Regions from separate parts of the Mus musculus genome. Here region 1 is linked to region 2. A link is a contact called in ENCODE POLR2A ChIA-PET data. All regions are on one chromosome and are shown on one strand. The core of a region is the stretch at or near the end of the contact, and the rest is flanking DNA. Distances in the headings are between cores, read along the strand shown. Region 1 holds the start of 2610524H06Rik (RIKEN cDNA 2610524H06 gene). Region 2 holds the start of 4930515G01Rik (RIKEN cDNA 4930515G01 gene).

Region 1 (4,326 bases), core at 1,081-3,580, 48 kb before region 2:
GGACAACCAAGGGCTACACAGAGAAACCTTGTCTTGAAAAACCAAAACCAAAACAAAACCAACCCAAAACAAAAAAAGCCAAATAGGCAAATGTACATCCCACTTATATGATAATGACCTATTGATATGGAATAGATAAGTATGCAGGGGCCAGAAATAAAATGGGTCACTAGGTGATGGGGACAGGGGAGATAGTTGATGTATGGTCTAATGGGCTTGGAGTTTCTGTTTGAGATGATGAGAAGGTTCTGGAAATGGTCTACATGTGTTGGTTTATATTTAGCCTAATACAGCTGAATTGTATTAAAAAGTAGCTAAGGATTTCTGAGTTCAAGGCCAGCCTGGTCTACAAAGTGAGTTCCAGGACAGCCATAGCCATATAGAGAAACCCTGTCTCGCTAAAAAAATCAAAAAAAAAAAAAAAAAGTAGCTAAAATGATTAATTTTACGTCATGTCACCATCATAGCAAGAGTGAGATCAGCCAGTATGATTTTAAGATTGTATAAAAGGGGCTATGAGATGGTCAGCGGTTAAGAGCATTTACTGCTCTTCCAGAGGACCTGGGTTCAGTTCCCAGCACTTACACGGAGGCTCACAATTATCTGTAACTCCCGTTCCAGAGGAACACACACTTCTTCTAGCCTTCACCAGCTCCAGGCACCCATGCAGTGCACACACACATGCAAGCAAAGCACTCATGTACATAAACTAAACCTTAAAAATGATTGTATAGACTAGGCATGTTAGTACATGCCTTTAATCCCAGCACTCGGGAGGCAGAGGCAGGCAGATCTACATGAATTTGGGGCCACCCTGGTCTACATAGTAAGTTCCAGGACAGTGATGTTTAAAGAGACCCCTCCATCTCATTCATAATAACAAATTATTGATAATAATCCTCTCGGAAGAAGGCTGCCTGTAACTCAGGCCACTCACTAGGTCATGAACTAGTTTTTGCAGCCAAAGGGATGGAGGATGCTTATTGGCCACTGGATGGTGAGCATGCCCCCGGAGCAAGGACACCAGGACATCACGGGTAGGAAGACAGGCGTGCTTTCCATCTGGTCACCAACTGTAACCCAAAGGAAAGGAACATAGCCCGCATCCGCCACCATCATAGGTTTGAATTTCAAACAGACTAGTGTGGTATCCCACGAGGTATTGTCAATATACTTTAAAATTCTTAGGATAAGAAACAATGAGTTTGTGGTCCAGACCGAGAGATTTCAAAAGATACATCACAACCACTTATAACACCAGCTGCTGAGGGATACACAGCACCCTCTAGTGACCTCCACAGGCACTGCACCCATATAGCATCATTCTCCGACTTTTTCTGTCTCTGTCTCTCTGTCTCACACACACGCACATGCACACACTCTACAGGTGCTGGATAGGCGGCTCGGCAGTTACTGCTCTTCCAGAGGACCCATATTCAGATCTCAGAACCCACACAGCGGCTAACAACCATCTGTAAATCCAATTCCCGACGACCCCACGCCCTCTTCTGGCCTCTATGAGCACTGCCAGGTATGTGATACACAGACAAATATGCTTGAAAAATGCCCACATATGGAAGAAGGAAAGTAAACTCTGTAGTGGTGGCAGTAGTGGTGGTGATATAAGTCTTTAATCCCAGCACTTGAGAGGCAGAGGCAGGCAGGATTTCTGAGTTCTGGGTCAGCCCGGTCTACAGAGTGAGTTCCAACAGGCAGGGCTACACAGAGAAACCCTGTCTTGAAAGGAAGCAAAATACATACATAAAACTTACACTTTTCAGGCTGGAGAGATGGCTCAGCTTTTCAGGCTGGAGAGATGGCTCAGCAGGTAAGAGCACTGACTGCTCTTTGAAGGACCTGAGTTCAAATCCCAGCAACCACATGGTGGCTCACAACCATCTGTAGTGATTTCTGACGCCGTCTTCTGGTGTGTCTGAAGATGGCTACAGTGTGCTTATATATAATAATAAATAAAGCATTTAAGAAAATATTGTTTAAAATAACTTACAGTTTTCAAAAATGAGATTACGGTGTCTCTTTCTTCGGACTGCATTGACTATTTAATACGAAAATGTATGAATGTATGAATGTGTAAAGCAAAGCCTTCCACGGGGAAGCCCGACGCGAGCGCTTGCCACAGTTTTGGAACCCTCCGCGCGCAACCATAATTCACCATCCCACCCCCAAAGTTGGTCAGGATGGCTCCTCCCCTCGCCCCCTTACCGGTCCTGTTTCCGTGGCAACTGCGCGAGCGGAGTGGGCGGACCTGGGGGGGGGGGAACGGCAACGTCTAGGGGCGGGGCTTACGGCGGAAGGGGCGTCCCCTCGCTCCTTGCAGCGCGGGTTTCAGTGATGCTGCGCTTAGGATGGATGCGGCTGTTGCCCGTGCTCTGCAGCCTCCTGCTGGGGCGAGCCGAGGCCCCGAGCCCCGGGTTGCCGCCGGAGCAGAGCCGGTCCTACGAGGTGCTGCGGAGGCAGAGCCTGGGTAAGCGGGGCGGTGCGGAGGGTGCGCGTTTGCAGCGGGATCCGGGCGTGGGGAGCTTGTACAGGGCGGGGGCGGGCCCAGGCCCGGGCCTCTGGTTGTGGGAAGCCAATAAACGCCATTACAAGATGGTGCTGATTTCAATAAGCTGACACCTATATATATATGGGTAAACAATCAATGTGCCCATGTACAGTAGGGTTTATTTATTTTTTTTTTTTTTGGCAGAGTCACTGCCTGGCCCAAGGCATGTAAATGAGGTACTGAAAGCATAACCAATGGGGTGTAGACACGCCTATCCTAGGCCTATATAAGCAGCACTGGTTTTTGGCCTCAGGGTCTTTCGCTTTCACTATCAAGCTCCCAATAAACATGCGCAGAAGAATCCTTCTTGCTGGCGAGTTGGGCCTCTACAAGTGGTGATTCTCATATCGCCTCAGGGTTATTGTTAGTGAATCAAAGAGTGGATGTTTTACAACATAACATGGAACAGATGATGGATGTCCTACAAATGAGTTGTGTGGCATCAACCCTGCATATGTGCATTACTCCCATTGGGTATGTTAATGATTCTTTTATTAAAACTACAGATTTATCGAATTATCTGAAGGGGAACTGGTCGCAGGAGCTGGACAGGTTGCACAAGGAGCTGCAAATACAGATCCAGAAGCTTAATCGAACCAGAGTGGAACCAGTGACCCTTGGAGGCTTTACCTCTTGGCTTACCTCTGCATTTTCTTACTTTAAGGAATGGGTGGGAGTGATTTTGTTTGGTGCTGCTATATGCTGTGGACTGGTATTCGTGCTTCAGTTGGTTTACAAATTCAGAACCCAACAAAAACGTGACAAGGTGATTATAACTCAAGCACTTCCCTGAAGTTTGGTTATCTATGCTCAAGAATTAGTCGGCATCTTGAAAGAGTAAAACTTAAAAACAAAATTCTAGGCCTTTAGGCCCAGGTTTGGGAATGTGGCCTTTGTGATAATAAAACAGATAACGACATTCCTCCACCCACCTGCTTTCTGGGTTCAAAGAGTGTTCATTCAAAGAAAGTCACCCTGACCCACCCTGACCATTGCTGGAACCCGCTATTCAAAGGTGCTATTGTTAGGGGCTCTTAGAAACTGTCTTGAGAAATAACCCTCACAATTACCAGGTATTCCTCTTGACTCTTGTGACTTTGCACTTCCTTGTGACTCTTAACTGGTATTTTTGGTATTTTCCAACAACCCCCTTCCCACCTCCTTGAGTTGTGGTTTCTTCCTTTAAATACCCCCTTATCCAGCTACTCGGCGCGCCACGGTCCTCTACTCCTGTGTGGTGTATGACCGTGGGCCTGAGAGCGCTCTTGAATAAAAATCCTCTTGCAGTTTGCAGCAAGACCGTTTCTTGTGGGTGATTTTGGGGTGTCGCCTCTCCTGAGTCAGAACGTGGGGGAGTCCTCCGTTGTGGGTCTTTCAATCTAAGTCCTCTGCTCTTGCACCCCACGGATCTACGGATCCATTGCACTGGGATGAGAAAGACTCAACGATCATTGAACAGCCCTTGCACACTGCTGAGGTTTCCTCATCGCACTCGGTAGGGTGATCATGATTTGCCCTTCTAAATCCTTCTTGATCGTTTTTGTGCTGAGGAAGTGCTAGAGTAGATGGTCGGATTAGGCCTTTTCTATTGAATAAAAAAGGGGGAGATGTGGGAAGCCAATAAACGCCATTACAAGATGGCGCTGCTTTCAATAAGCCAATGCCTATGAATATGGGTAAACAACCAAAGTGCCCATGTGCAGTAGAGTTTGTATTTTTTTTTTTTGACATTGCCTGTCCCGAGGCATGTAAATGAGGTA
Region 2 (4,582 bases), core at 1,265-3,764:
GCATTTTTTTTTCATTTTTTTAAAAGATTTATTTATTGATTATATGTAAGTACACTGTAGCTGTCTTTAGACACCCCAGAAGAGGGAGTCAGATCTCGTTACGGATGGTTGTGAGCCACCATGTGGTTGCTGGGATTTGAACTCTGGACCTTCGGAAGAGCAGTCGGGTGCTCTTACCCACTGAGCCATCTCGCCAGCCCTTTTTTTTCATTTCTATTTTGAGACAGAGTCAAACTTGCCCAGACTGGCCTTGAACCTGTCATTCTCCTGCCTCAGCCTCCACGACAGCTGTGGGCCACCGTGTCCAGTCAAAACTGGTTACTGCTTCTTTGAAATGTCCAGAGTGGGCCTTGAGGATAGGCAGAAGAGCTTCTCGCTTAGATTCTAGAGAAGGCCTCTGAGCTGTGTGTGTGATGCAAAGAGTTATATCAGCAGGTATACTGGGATGCCTGAATCATCCTCTCTGGGGGCATGTGTCATATCTCTTTAAATCCTAAGTCGTTACTGTGCCATCTAATTAAGAACAATGACTCTTACAAAACCGTCTTCTGTCTGGACTACCCTCCCCTGCCCCACACACACCTGAGGATGAAACCCAGGGCCTCTCACACAATGGACAAGTGTTGGGGCCACTGCGATACACACAGTCTCATCCTTTCTTATTTATTTTCTGACAGATCATCACCAAGTTGCCCAGGCTAGCCTCCAAATCTTCCTGCTTCAACTTCCTGAGTGTCTTGGGTTACCCGTGTACACCGCCACACCCGCCATGGAATCCTTTTTTTAAATGCCACTTCTGACTTCCCATGCTGCCCATACAACTAAATATATATATATATATGGCAAGCTGCAAACCAACACTTAGAACCGTTCCAACAGCGCTTCGATGTGGGGCTGGCCCAATGTTTACCAATCAAAAGAACCAAGGGTTCGCAACAATTACTGAGTCAGTGGTTAAGTCATTCAAAAGCAAGGCTCTGACACACTGGCTAAGACGAATGAATGAAGCCAAACCGTAACAATTATGGCGGATTTCGGGAGTAATTATAAATCCTTATCTCATTTGCTACAGGCTAGAGAGCAACTCAGGGCACCCGTGCCTAATGAAATGACTGCAGTGCCATTAATGGCAGGTGTCTCATTCCTGGTGGGCGGCTCTGCCTTTCAGCAGGCTACCCCTCCCCCAAGTTAGAAGCCAGCCTGAGCTACACAGTGAATTCTAGGCTAAGCAGGGCTATACAGTGAGACCCTGTCTCAAGCAAAAAGAACAAAAACCAAGAAACCCAAACAAATGAAATAAGAATTCATATTAATGCAAAGATTCTTCACCACGGCTCTAACTAACATTGGAGTCTGATAACACTCAGTGGTGGGTGAGTGGCTGCCTTGAACACTGTAAGGCACAGCGAGGTCGCTGGCCTCTCCCCAATGCCATGCCAACAGCACCCACCTCTAAAGTCAACCCAACCCAAAACGTCTTGTCTCCTTGCATTCCCAAATATTCACTATCATCTTCATCTGAGAACCACTGATTTACAGAGGTGGGAAGAAAAGAAAAAAAAAAAAAAAAAAAAAAAAAAAGCACTTCAGAACAGGAAGGTCCTAAGGAGTCTGAGCAGCAGAGATTCTCAAACCAACCACCCTGGGGAGCTCGTTAAAACCCCGATTCCTAGGCCCAGCCGCAGCCCCATCAATTTAGACAAGTACTGGGTTTTCCGTCGTCACTGCCTCCATCCTCATCCAATGGGTAAGGAAAAGTGGGGTCCCCCCAACGTAACTGCTTTGCCCAAGGTCACAAGAGAGTTAGAACCAGGCCACCGAAGCCAACCAAGCTCTTCCCCAGCACCAGGGCGGGTGGAGTAAGGTGTGTTTCTTCCGTCTTCAAGGCCATAAAGCTTAAAGGTGAATTCTGGGGCCAGCGAGCCTGAGATAAACGATCTGGACGTGGTTTTCATTAGCCCGATGGCCTTGCGCCTTGCGCAAGGCAAGTAGGCTCTGGGGTCTCAGTTTCCTTCTCTGTCAAATGGAACAATAAGCGCTCATTCCTAACGATATCAGAAAGAGGAGAATGGACCAAAAGCCCCCGGCACCGAGCCCGGTCTACGGTAAGCGCTCTATGGATCCCGGGGCTCAGGAGGAGAACGGATCCCGACTCCGCGCCGCGCACCTCACCTGGTCCCGCAGCTCCTTCTCCAGCTGCTCGTAGTCGTTGTTCCAGACCAGGAGGTGCAGCGGGAAGCGGCTGCTGGTGTCGCGGGCCGAGGACATGGCGAGGAGGCCGCCACCCGGGCCTGACCGCCCGCCTGCCACCAGCCTGGACCCGACGGGGTCTCGGGGGCCCGCCCGACCGGCCGGAGAGCGAGGGGAGAAGGAAGGCGAGCGGGCGAGTGCGGGGCGCAGCGGGCGACAAGGGCCTCCGAGTCCGGAGCGGGCGGCGCGGCAGGCCTGGGGTCGCGGGCCGGGCTGGGGACCGGCTCGGGGACCCGCTCGGCCGCGCCCACCCCGCGCCCCGCGCGCTCGCGCCCGCGCTGACAGCTCGCGAACCGACTGCTGCCGGCCGAACCGCCCCGAACAGGGAAGTGCACGGGGAATTCCATCGCGCGCCGCGGCCGGGGGACGCGACCGCGCGACCGGCCCAAGCCGCGCTCCATGTCGCTCCGCCGCGCCCCCACCCCGGGACACACAACAAACAACGATCTGTGGGACCGCAGGGCCTCCGAGAAGCCCGAGATCTCCACGCACAAAGTCCACGATGCGCGCCCCGCGACTCTCGTCCCCTGCCCAGCCTCTTCCAGTGGTGCGCTCCACAATCGGGCCTCTTCCATCGGCTCTGCAGCCCGGGGTGAGCGCGCAGGCCGGACCAAACCATCCGGCTGGAGCCTCCCCAGGCTGCCTTCCACGATTGGTCAGAAACCATTTTGGAAGTGGGCAACGGGAACTCGTTTTCACCGGCGAGCTGGAACCTGGAGAGCTGGCACCAGATACTCTCCTGATAACGGGGTAGTTGTGTCTGTGGGCTTTTAAGCTTTGGAATCTTTGAACTGGGTGGTTCTGTGCGCGGAGGTCATCCGATGCTTTGTAAGTTAGGGTGGACGCCCGCCTCTTTAATGCCATCAGTATTCACTATCCCCAAAACTGTCTCCAGACGGGAGCGGTTGTTCCCCCAGGAGGAGAAAAACCGCCCAGTTGAAAATGACCGTTTTGTCTGAATTCCCAACTCGGCTATAATTCAAAGCGTTTGCCGTGAAGGTTTATTCCGCATCAGTCTCCTTAAGCTAGCCATTCAGATTCAGGATTGTGGCCCAAAGGACTAATGGAGAATCCAGGTTGGCTCACAATATGCACAAGTAAAATTCATTCTTTGGGTTACGACTTCAGGCGCTCTGTCTTCTCGACACAAGGAAGAACGAAGCAAGTGCTGTGTCTGCCCAGATGTTTACAACTGCCACGAAGTCGTCCAGTGCAACCTGCAAGCACCCCCTCTTCCTTATTGGCTCTAGCTACACAACCTTAGCTTTTCAGATGAGAACGATGGTTGTCCACGAATCCTGACTGACCTAGTGCATTCTCCTCGGGTGCAGGGTCATTGGAGAGTGAATGAGGCTAATACATAAAGTAGTACCTAAAAGCTCTAATGGAGGACTGCGTGGCAACTATCAATCACATTAAACAGGACCCGTGCTTCTAAGGCCTCTTATGGACATGACTAAATGAACTTAACTGTTGTCTCCCGGGAGATTATATGTATAAAATTTCTATCACAAGGTTTTGCTTCTTTCTCTGGTTCTAATCAATCCTGGAACAAGCAATCACTTCCCAAAAGGGAGACACACACACACACACACACACAATTGCGAGAGCATCTAGAGACAGGCACTGGAGGGTTGGGCGGACCTCTGCCCTCATTCAAGATGGCGATACGGAAGCGTGCCCTTTCCGGTCACATGACCTGCAGGGCTCCGCAGGCCGTCTCCCCCGCGCGTGCGCAGTGTGCCGGGGCTGAGAGGCGCTGGAAGGCGGGCGGGGGGGAGAGGCGCCGCCAGCGCCGCCCGGGGACCCGTTAGAGCGGAAGCGCAGCCGCCGCCGCCTCTGCCGTCGCTCGCGGGGTTCCCAGCAGGTGAAGCGGGCACCATGTCGAAGCGGCTCCGGAGCAGCGACGTGTGCGCCGACTGCAACGGGCCTGGTGAGTGACGCCGGGGCCCCCGCTGGCCAAGCTCTCCCGGCCGGGACCCCTGGCGGGGCGGTCCCCGCGGGCGGGAGCCTGACTGCGGCCCAGTCACCCCGACCCCCGGGCTGCCGGGGCGCGCGAGACCGTCCCGGGCCTGTCAGCCGCGCGGCCCGGGGCTCCCTCCCTCCCGCGGCCCGGGCGAGCACAGAGGCGGAGGGCCCGGGACCGGACGGGACGGGACGGGACGGGACAGGCAGCCCGGGAAGGCCAAGTGACAGGAGTCAGACGCGGGCGGCCCTAGGCTGCAGGTGTTTCCCCTTCCCCGTCTCCCGCCCCGCCCGCGCGAGTGCGCGATCGTCCGCTGCGCCGCCTCACGGGCCCCAGGGTGGAGGGCTGCCCTGCTCCGGGCGGCCG

Evidence for each region. ChIA-PET counts read pairs that join two places held with the same protein, here RNA polymerase II (POLR2A).
Region 1: POLR2A ChIA-PET joins it to region 2 with 13 read pairs in embryonic stem cell. The contact joins the promoter of 2610524H06Rik here to the promoter of 4930515G01Rik in region 2. POLR2A ChIA-PET finds 5 or more read pairs at or near these places in 3 of 5 experiments (Patski and embryonic stem cell).

Annotation. Positions count from the first base shown.
Region 1 is chr5:114,821,472-114,825,797 of GRCm38, reverse strand. It overlaps 2610524H06Rik (RIKEN cDNA 2610524H06 gene), which reads left to right and starts at 2,330. Exons shown (of 2, transcript NM_181075.3): 1 at 2,330-2,485; 2 at 3,073-3,861. The coding sequence starts at 2,353. The coding sequence ends at 3,359. It overlaps Gm46920 (a long non-coding RNA gene), which reads right to left and starts at 2,068. Exons shown (of 2, transcript XR_003955777.1): 1 at 2,009-2,068.
Region 2 is chr5:114,772,915-114,777,496 of GRCm38, reverse strand. It overlaps 4930515G01Rik (RIKEN cDNA 4930515G01 gene), which reads left to right and starts at 2,514. Exons shown (of 1, transcript NR_027872.1): 1 at 2,514-3,764. It overlaps Ankrd13a (ankyrin repeat domain 13a), which reads right to left and starts at 2,357. Exons shown (of 15, transcript NM_026718.2): 1 at 2,173-2,357. The coding sequence starts at 2,268. Git2 (GIT ArfGAP 2) reads left to right here and starts at 4,005. Exons shown (of 20, transcript NM_001347400.1): 1 at 4,005-4,183. The coding sequence starts at 4,132.